Linked DNA regions of Homo sapiens: region 1 is linked to region 2. Evidence: read pairs that join two places in POLR2A ChIA-PET (ENCODE). Cell type or tissue: PC-9. All regions are shown on one strand. Links, peaks and the distances in the headings refer to the core of each region. The heading gives the core; the rest is flanking DNA.

The links. ChIA-PET counts read pairs that join two places held together with the same protein. Peaks named below come from ENCODE experiments on the same cell type or tissue, not always from the same donor. Only the 100,000 strongest peaks of a DNase experiment are listed, where the experiment ranks them.
Region 1: POLR2A ChIA-PET joins it to region 2 with 5 read pairs; 2 of 35 experiments call an interaction of 5 or more read pairs at or near these places.

Annotation. Positions count from the first base shown.
Region 1 is chr11:43,718,521-43,722,920 of GRCh38, forward strand. The region is part of intron 1 of HSD17B12 (hydroxysteroid 17-beta dehydrogenase 12); the gene reads left to right. It also overlaps the pseudogene RPL23AP63. Among named protein-coding and RNA genes, the nearest start is that of HSD17B12, 40 kb to the left of the region's middle. In PC-9, for the core only: no CTCF peak of the experiment used is centred there; no DNase peak of the experiment used is centred there.
Region 2 is chr11:43,374,343-43,378,742 of GRCh38, forward strand. The region is part of intron 1 of TTC17 (tetratricopeptide repeat domain 17); the gene reads left to right. Among named protein-coding and RNA genes, the nearest start is that of TTC17, 18 kb to the left of the region's middle. In PC-9, for the core only: no CTCF peak of the experiment used is centred there; a DNase peak (open chromatin) is centred at 2,419; H3K27ac peaks cover 1,427 bases.

The sequences.
Region 1 (4,400 bases), core at 141-4,140, 340 kb after region 2:
GACAGGGGCAAGAAAACTGTAGTAGATGCTCTCATTTAAAAAGAGGAAGAATTGGAAGCACTGTTCCATAGCAATTTTGAAATTCATCTGGGCACATGTTACTAAGTCTCTTACCCCATGTATCAAAAATATACCTTGAATAGCCTTTTCACAAGATGGCGCTGAAAGCAAAGAAGGAAGCTCCTGCCCCTCCTAAAGCTGAAGCCAAAGCAAAGGCTTTAAAGGCCAAGAAGGCAGTGTTGAAAGGTGTTCACAGCCACAAAAAAAAGAAGACCCGCACGTCACCCGCCTTCTGGTGGCCCAAGACACCACGACTCCGGAAGCAGCCCAAATATCCTCGGAAAAGCACCCTCAGGAGAAACAAGCTTGACCACTATGCTGTCATCAAGTTTCCATTGACCACTGAGTCTGCCATGAAGAAGATAGAAGACAACAACACACTTGTGTTCATTGTGGATGTTAAAGCCAACAAGCACCAGATCAAAAAGGCTGTGAAGAAGCTCTATGACATTGATGTGGCCAAGGTCAACACCCTGATTCAGCCTGATGGAGAGAAGAAAGCATATGTTCAACTGGCTCCTGATTACAATGCTTTGGATGTTGCCAACAAAATTGGGATCATCTAAACTTAGTCCAGATGGCTAATTCTAAATATATGTATATCTTTTCACCATATACATGCCTCTGTCAATTTCTGGTTGGGCTGGGAGGCCATATACAGGCATTGACATTGTAACAGGGCTTGGTCAAGACTCTTGTTTTACTTATGCTTTTGGAATACTCACCCTGCCACTCCACCATGTTTGATCACTCCAGAGATCTATGTGACTAGAGTTAGCATCATAGGAAAACCAGAACTCAGAACTTGCCTCCATGGTTGAGGGTAACAAGAAGCTTTAGAAGAACCCCTTTTATCCCTGGAAGAGGCTGTGTGTGAAACCAATGCCCAGAGTTTGAAGGGTATTAGCATCCATTTCAGGCGAGTATGGGTTGGCTGGCTTTCAGGTAGCATTTTGTCCTCATACACCCATCTACTATGGTCCAACTGGTCTGTCTGTTTCCCTCACTCCTTGTGCAATAAAGGACAAGGACTTCAAAAAAAAAAAAATATATATATATATATACCTTGAATAGTGCCCAGTTCTGCTCTTTGAGAGTTGTTCCCTAGTACATTGTTTTGTAAGACTATTAGCTCTACCCTTTGGGCTCTTGGCTTTCTCCTTCTTTTTTCTTTTTCATAAGAAATAGGTCATATTTGTAGCTGAGTAGCTTTTCAACCTGCTTCTTACCTATGTGAAGTTGGGAACCCACAGATATTTTATTTCTCCCATTTTGAACTGTTTCTTTCTCTTTTAGTCCAAACTGGTGGTACTTTTAGTACGATAGTTTTCTTTAAAACTTTGAGAGTTTTCTATGAATGTTATTAGGGATTGATTCTATGTCCCAAAAGCCACATTTATAATCCCTTTCCAGGACAGAACTGTCTTTACTTTGGGTCTGCCTATTGAAGAAAAGGTCATTAAGATTCTTCGAAGTCCCTTTGTATAGATGAGAAGGGTCTATATTTTCAAGGTCTCAACAAAAGATCTTATGGACAAACCTCTGATTTGATATCTCCCCAGAGACCATTTTTAAATTTCAGATCTTTCGCCAGTTGTAGAGACTGTTTTGGGCCCTCTTTACTTCCTCTAAATTCTGCTTAAAAATTAAACAGGTCCTTCTTTAGTTTATTTCTCTCTTCTCCATACTTTATCATATGCAGCTGAAAGAAGCCAGTTGGTACTACTTTCAGTGTTCTACCTGGAAATATCTTTAGCCAGTCAATAAGTTAATTAGGTAAATATTCTATCTTATGTAATTGTTAAATTAGGTAAATATTATTGCAGACAACAGTCTTGCCAAACATTCCACCACTGTGTAACATGAGGCACTCTCTCTCCTGCATCTAATAGCAATTTTCTCATGGTTCTTCTGGCCTTTGCTAACAACTGACTTTCCACTTTTTCAGCCTCTGCCTGCCATCAGGTCCCAAAACCAATGCTGCATATTTTAGGCTGTTTGGCACTTCCCTTAAGCAAGTCAATCAAAGCAAGTCGCATATCCAAGGAAGGGAAAATAGATTCCATCTCTTGATGGGAGGAATGGCAAATTCACATTGCAAAAGAGCATGTGGAATGGGATGACTTATAGTCATCTATAGAATAATCTATTGCACCTAGTAAGTTTAAACTTGGAAGATTTACTATAGGTGAGAAGTTAACAAGTGGTAGCCTGTGTATGTATCTGGCTCACAGATATGGTATATTTGGCTTGGATAGAGTTTTAATGAAAAAAAACCAACATAATTTATCATCAAACAATTGGGAGATTTTATCTAGAAGGTTATATATCAGGTCTCTCTTGAAAAATAGTAAGCTGTTTTTGTGTTGGGCCTTCATTTCCATATTAGCTGGAAATTGCCTGATTTACTCCCTTTCATGACCTCTTGGCTCCTATAGGTATTTGATTTTGCAGTTTTTGCTGCTGCAGATTACTAATTTATATGTTAGTTTTTTTTAAGGGAATATGGTGATGAGCAAGACAGTCATAGAGCTTACATTCAAGTATGGGAAGATGGACAATAATACTAGATAAATAATGTAATTGCACATGGAAGTGGAATAAAGCAAGAATCTGGGATAGAAAGTAACTAGTAAATAGGTAGTTGGGGTGGGGATATTTTAGATAGGGTGGTCAGGAAGCCCTCTCTGAAGACATGACGTTGAGTGGCCTTAGTGTGAGAAGGAGCCAAACATGGGGTAAGAGTGTTCCAGGCAGGCTGAGCCTCGTGGCTGATGCCTGTAATCTCAGCACGTTTGGAGGCTGAGGTGGGCAGATCACCAGGTCAGGAGATCGAGACCATCCTGGCTAACATGGTGAAACCCCATCTCTACTAAAAATACAAAAACATTGGCTGGGCATGGTGGCACGTGCCTGTAGTCCCAGCTACTCGGGAGGCTAAGCCAGGAGAATCGCTTGAACCTGGGAGGCAGAGGTTGCAGTGAGCTAAGATCGCACCACTGCACTCCAGCCTGGGTGACAGAGCGAGACTCCATCTCAAAAAAGAAAAAGAATGTTCCAGGCAGAGGAAAAAGCAAGTGAAATGACCCATGGGTGGGCCTGGGCTTGGGGTGTTTGAGGAAAGGCAAAGCCGAGAGTATAAGAGGAGAAAATGGTAGTAGAAGAGGGGCATGAACGAGGTCATGAAATATCCTGTAGGACATAAAAAAACTTGAGCTCTTATTCTGAGTAATGGGAAGTCATTGAAGGAATTGAACAGGGCTAAGGTTGTGATGTCATTTACTTTTTGCAAAGATGTCTGTAGCTGCTGTGTGGTAAATAGACTAGTGGCAAAGGGTGGAAGTAGGATGTTGTAAAGGAGGCTTGCAGTCATCTAGGGGAGGTATAAATGATGGGGCCTTGAACCAGGGCATGGTACTTTTAGGAGTGAGAAGTGGTCATACGTGGTATGTATTAGACAGGTCTTATGGATTATTGAATATGGGATATGGGAATGGGAGGAATTAAAGCCAACTTTGAGGCTTTTGGCTTGAGCAACTGAATAAATGGGTGGTCCCATGGGGAGTTCTGACAGAGGAGCAAGCTCGAAGTGGGAATTGAGAGTTTTCTCTTGACTATTATTAACTTTGTGACCCTACTGCAAAAATAAGTTTGAAAATGAAAACTCCTAAAGTGAAATTGTTTTTATCTTACAGCTCTTTATATGTGTTTTTTTCTTCTTTTCCTCTTCATTAGAAGACTTTGCCATTACTTGGATGGCATACCAGCTGCAATGGAGGAAGTATACAGATGTATATTGGAGGATGTATTTATATTTTAATGTGTAGCTATCTGCTGTCAAGAATTAGGCAAGGAGACTAGTCACTCACACCTGTAATCCCAGCACATTGGGAGGCTGAAGCGGAAGGATTGCTTTAGGCCAGGGATTCGAGACCAGCCTGGCCAACATAGTGAGCTCTTGTCTCTACAAAAAATTTAAGAATTGGCCAGGTGTGGTGGCTCACACCTGTAATCCCAGCACTTTGGGAGGCCGAGATGGGTGGATCACTTGAGGCCAGGAGTTAGAGACCAGCCTGGCCAACATGGTGAAACCCCATCTCTACTAAAAATACAAAAGTACTAGCTGGGAATGGTGTCAGGTGCCTGTAATCCCAGCTACTTGGGAGGCTGAGGCAGGAGAATTGCTTGAACCCGGGAGGCAGAGGTTGCAGTGAGCCGAGACCACACCATTGCACTCCAGCCTGGGCAACAAGAAAAAAAAAATTAAGAATTCGCCTGCCATGGTGGTGTGCTATTTTGAGTAATGGGAAGTCACTGAAGGAATTGAACAGGGGTAGTGA
Region 2 (4,400 bases), core at 149-4,148:
TCATTCTGGACATAGGCCTGGGCAAAGAATTTATGACTAAGACCCCAAAAGCAATTGCAACAAACCAGAAATGGACAAGTGGGACCTAATTAAACTAAAAAGCTTCTGCACAGCAAAAGAAACTATCAACAGAGTAAACCTATAGAATGGGAGAAACTATTCTCAAACTATGCATCCAACAAAGATCTGATATCCAGAATCTATAAGGAACTTAATTCAACAAGCAAAAAACAACTCCATTAAAAAATGGGCAAACGACACAAACAGGCACTTCTCAAAAGAAGACATACATGCAGCCAACAAATATGAAAAAATGCTCAACATCACTAATCACTAGAGAAGTGCAAATCAAAACCACAATAAGATACTACCTCGCACCAGTCAGAATGACTATTATTAAAAAGACCAAAAAAAAAAAAAAAAGGATGTTGGCAGGGCTATAGAGAAAATGGAAGTCTTATACACAGTTGATGGAAATGTAAATTAGTTCAGCCCCTGTGGAGATTTCTCAAAGAACTTAGAACAGAACTACCATTTGATCCAGCAGTTCCTGTACTGATTATATACCCAAAGAAAAATAAGAGCCACAGTAGTAATAAGATGCCCTAGGCAGAGGGACATAGGTGAAAATTAGGTGGAAGTTTAGAAATAACACATCAATACTTTCTGTATTATAAAGTTTTCATTGGAATGTTTGGGCAAATTGTAAGGGCTGCAGATACAGTTTGATTCAGGACTCAAATAGTATAACAAGGATCAGTTTTTCTGTTTTTGTTTCTTTGCTTCGTCATCCCCATTCTCAGGCCCCATGTAGATACAAGATGGCTAGTTACCAATAGCTCAAAGTTCTGGATTAGAGTCTCTTTAGTACCAGCTGACCTTACTGGAGTAGTATCTCAGAAATAATCACCATGACCAAGGGAAAGAAATTCTCTGACAACGGCTTCCCATATGGGGAAGGAAGCAAGTGAGGTGCTTTTGCCACAGGGGGGACTTATGGATATTGGATAGCAAACACTACAAATACTCACTAAACAGAACCATTTCAGGTTTTACATAGAGGCAAAATCTTGGCGACTTTGAAGATTTTGATTTATGTTTTCCTTCATATTGTCTTAATATTTAAATAACTATAATTCTGAATTAAAATATTAAAATTATTTTGTCCCTAGTTTCTAACTTAAGGGGAAAAATTTTAAATGAGAATGGCATAATTTAAGATTATATTCATCAGTTTCCAAGTGCTATTTGGAGAAGAGTGAGTTTCCCATATTGCTTTCGTGTACCTAGATGAATACCATTTAAAAAAAAAAACAGTGAAAGTGTTCAGTATATATGAAGAATAAGTTGCACATGAGAGCTTGAATTAATGTTACAACAGAAATGTTCAGTTTTCTGCCATAAAGAATAATTAAAAAGTGATTGACTCAAACTTGTTTTTGTAGGACATCAAAAATGTTTATACTCTTAGATTGGTTAAGTTTAAAATGTTCACCCTTAATCTGATTTGGCAGTGAAATAATTACCCTCATATAGTGAGTGATATTTCCATGTTACCATGTGAACTTACTGAATTTGTTGAGATAGGGTTCCAGATTGGAGGTGTAGATATTAACAATATCTTGGTTAATTAAAGCAACAAATAACATGAACATAATTTGATAGGAGTAAAATATTTACTCATGTTATATATAATTGGATACATGTACAGGTTGAGTATCCCTAATCTGAAAATGCAGAATCCAAAATGCTGCAGTGAACTCAAAAAGTATCGGATTTTGGAGCATTTCAGATTTCGGATTTTCAGATTAGGAATATTCAACTTGTACTTACATAATGTATTCAAAGGAAAATGAAATTGAATTGCCTTATATGGCTTGTCATTTTCTTTATTATAATAAACTGCTACAGTAACAGTGAAATTTTGTTTACTTGGAACTCTTAGAGAATGAATCATTCTGAATAATAGAATTCCATAGAGCCTAATTTCCAGATACTTGATCAGGTTTTCCCTGTAGTTTAAATTTTTCTCTAAAATACTTTTCATAATTTCTTCACCTCCTTAAAGTAAGTGAAAATGATTATAATTTTTCTTTACAATTCAGGTTATTATTTGCATCATTTATTGTTCTGTGCAGCAATGGAAGTTTGTAGGGTTGTTTATCCTTTGTGAAAAAGCCATAAAGTGCTTTGAGATCTTGTGTGTTCATTATGTCCTTTTTAACCTACCTCTCTGTAATTCCTGTCTCCTTTTTGCTTCTGGACTTACAGCAGCCTCTTTTCAATGCTAAAGACTTTGAAGGCATATTAACATTCTTTTACACGTTGTATATGACACAGGAGTACATAGACTCTAAACATTGACTCAGGACATCGACTCATAGTGGGCCTGGCTTATAGAAGCTTAATAAACACTTATTGGTTGAATGGATGTTGTAACATGTTCATGCATTGCTTAAAAATGGGGGTGTGTTCTGAGAAATGTATCAGATGATTTCAGCCTTGTGCAAACATCATAGAGTATACTTAAACACACCTAGACTGTACAGCCTACTACACACCTAGGCTACACACTTGTACAGCATGTTATGGTTCTGTAGGCAGTTGTAACACAATGGTAAGTATTTGTGTATCTAAACATAGAAAAGGCACAGTAAAAATACAGTATTAGGTTGGGCGTGGTGGCTCATGCCTGTAATCCCAGCACTTTGGGGGCCGAGGCGGGCGAATCACGAGGTCAGGAGTTCGAGACCAGGCTGGCCAACATGGTGAAACTCCATCTCTACTAAAAATACAAAAACTTAGCTGGGCGTAGTGGCGGACGCCTGTAATCCCAGCTACTCGGGAGGCTAAGGCAGGAGAATCGCTTGAACCAGGGAGGCAGAGGTTGCAGTGAGTCGAGATCACACCACTGCACTCCAGCCCAGGAGACAGAGTAAGATTCCGTCTAAAAAAAAAAATATAGTATTATAATCTCATGGGAGCACCATCACATATGCAGTCTGCCATTGACTGAAATGTTATTTGGCATATAACTGTATTTACAAAGTTGTCAAACATACTCTGATAATCTAAGGAGGAGAAGTATTTGAGAAGTGAGAAATTCACATTAACATTTCCCAAAGACAAGTCATACATCTTAAAATTTAAGAACTTGAAAGTACCTCAGAAAACATGTATGTCAGGCTGTAAGTCTTCTGCAGTCAACTTTTATCTGGCAAAGATCTTTGCCATTTGCTGTCACCTCAAAAAGAGAAACACAGCTGTCAGTGAACTCCCTTCCTTCTGCTAATAATTTTATCTTTATGCCTCCTCTGTATCTTTGCTGAACTAAAAGCTTCAAGGAAATGATAAGTACTTCCTCACAATTGAATGTTGACCAGATCCATGCTATGGAAATATTATTAAACTTTGTTATCTAGTAACTTTTTAATCTAAAGCTAAGATTATGCTTTAAATAGTTCTTTCAATCTTCATTTATCTCATTTTTTCTTTCTTGCAATTCTTCAAATATCAGGTAAACAGACTGGTTAGGCATTTTGTTTTTTGGTTTTGTTTTGTTTTGTTTTTTGTTTTTTTGAGACAGAGTCTCGCTCTGTTGTCCAGGCTGAAGTGCGTTGGCGCAATCTCAGGTCACTGTAGCCTCTACCTCCCGGGTTCAAGCAATTCTCCTACCTCAGCCTCCCGAGTAGCTGGGACTACAGTCCTGCGCCACCATGCCAGCTAATTTTTATATTTTTAATAGAGATGAGGTTTCACCATGTTGGGCAGGCTGGTCTCAAACTTTCAACCTCAGGTGATCCACCTGCCTCGGCCTCCCAAAGTGCTGGGCTTACAGGCATAAGCCACCGCGCCCAGCCTTGGTTAGGCATTTTGGAATGGGACTGTCACACTTCCACAGTTTCTTCCCTCCCCCAATTTTATTTTTTCTAAAAATCTCATTTAAAAATACCTGTAGAGTCATGTACTAAATAGCTATCTCTTGATGTCTGGACGGAGTTGTAAATTAAGCACTTTCTCCTGCTTCCTTATGTAAAGCTCTTATACTCTGGTCACTGGCAGTAGCTTTAACATTTTTTCCTGTATCCCATTCCATTGGACAGTGGGTCTCTCTGTCACTTTATTGATTTACTTAGGTTGTTTCTGATTGTCCTTTTGCAGCTACAAATGTTGTAATGAGCATCCTTATGTATATCCTTGCCTACTTATTGAACAATGTCTGTAGGATAGTTTCCTAGACTTTCTTTTGCTCAAAGGTTATGCAATTGTAACATTTTGATATATGTTGTCAAATGACACTCCAAACAATGAGAACACATTTATAAGCCAGCTACCAGTATATGAGTGTTCATTTTTTCTACAGCTTCAACATAATTGTTTGATTTGTTGATCCAGAGAAC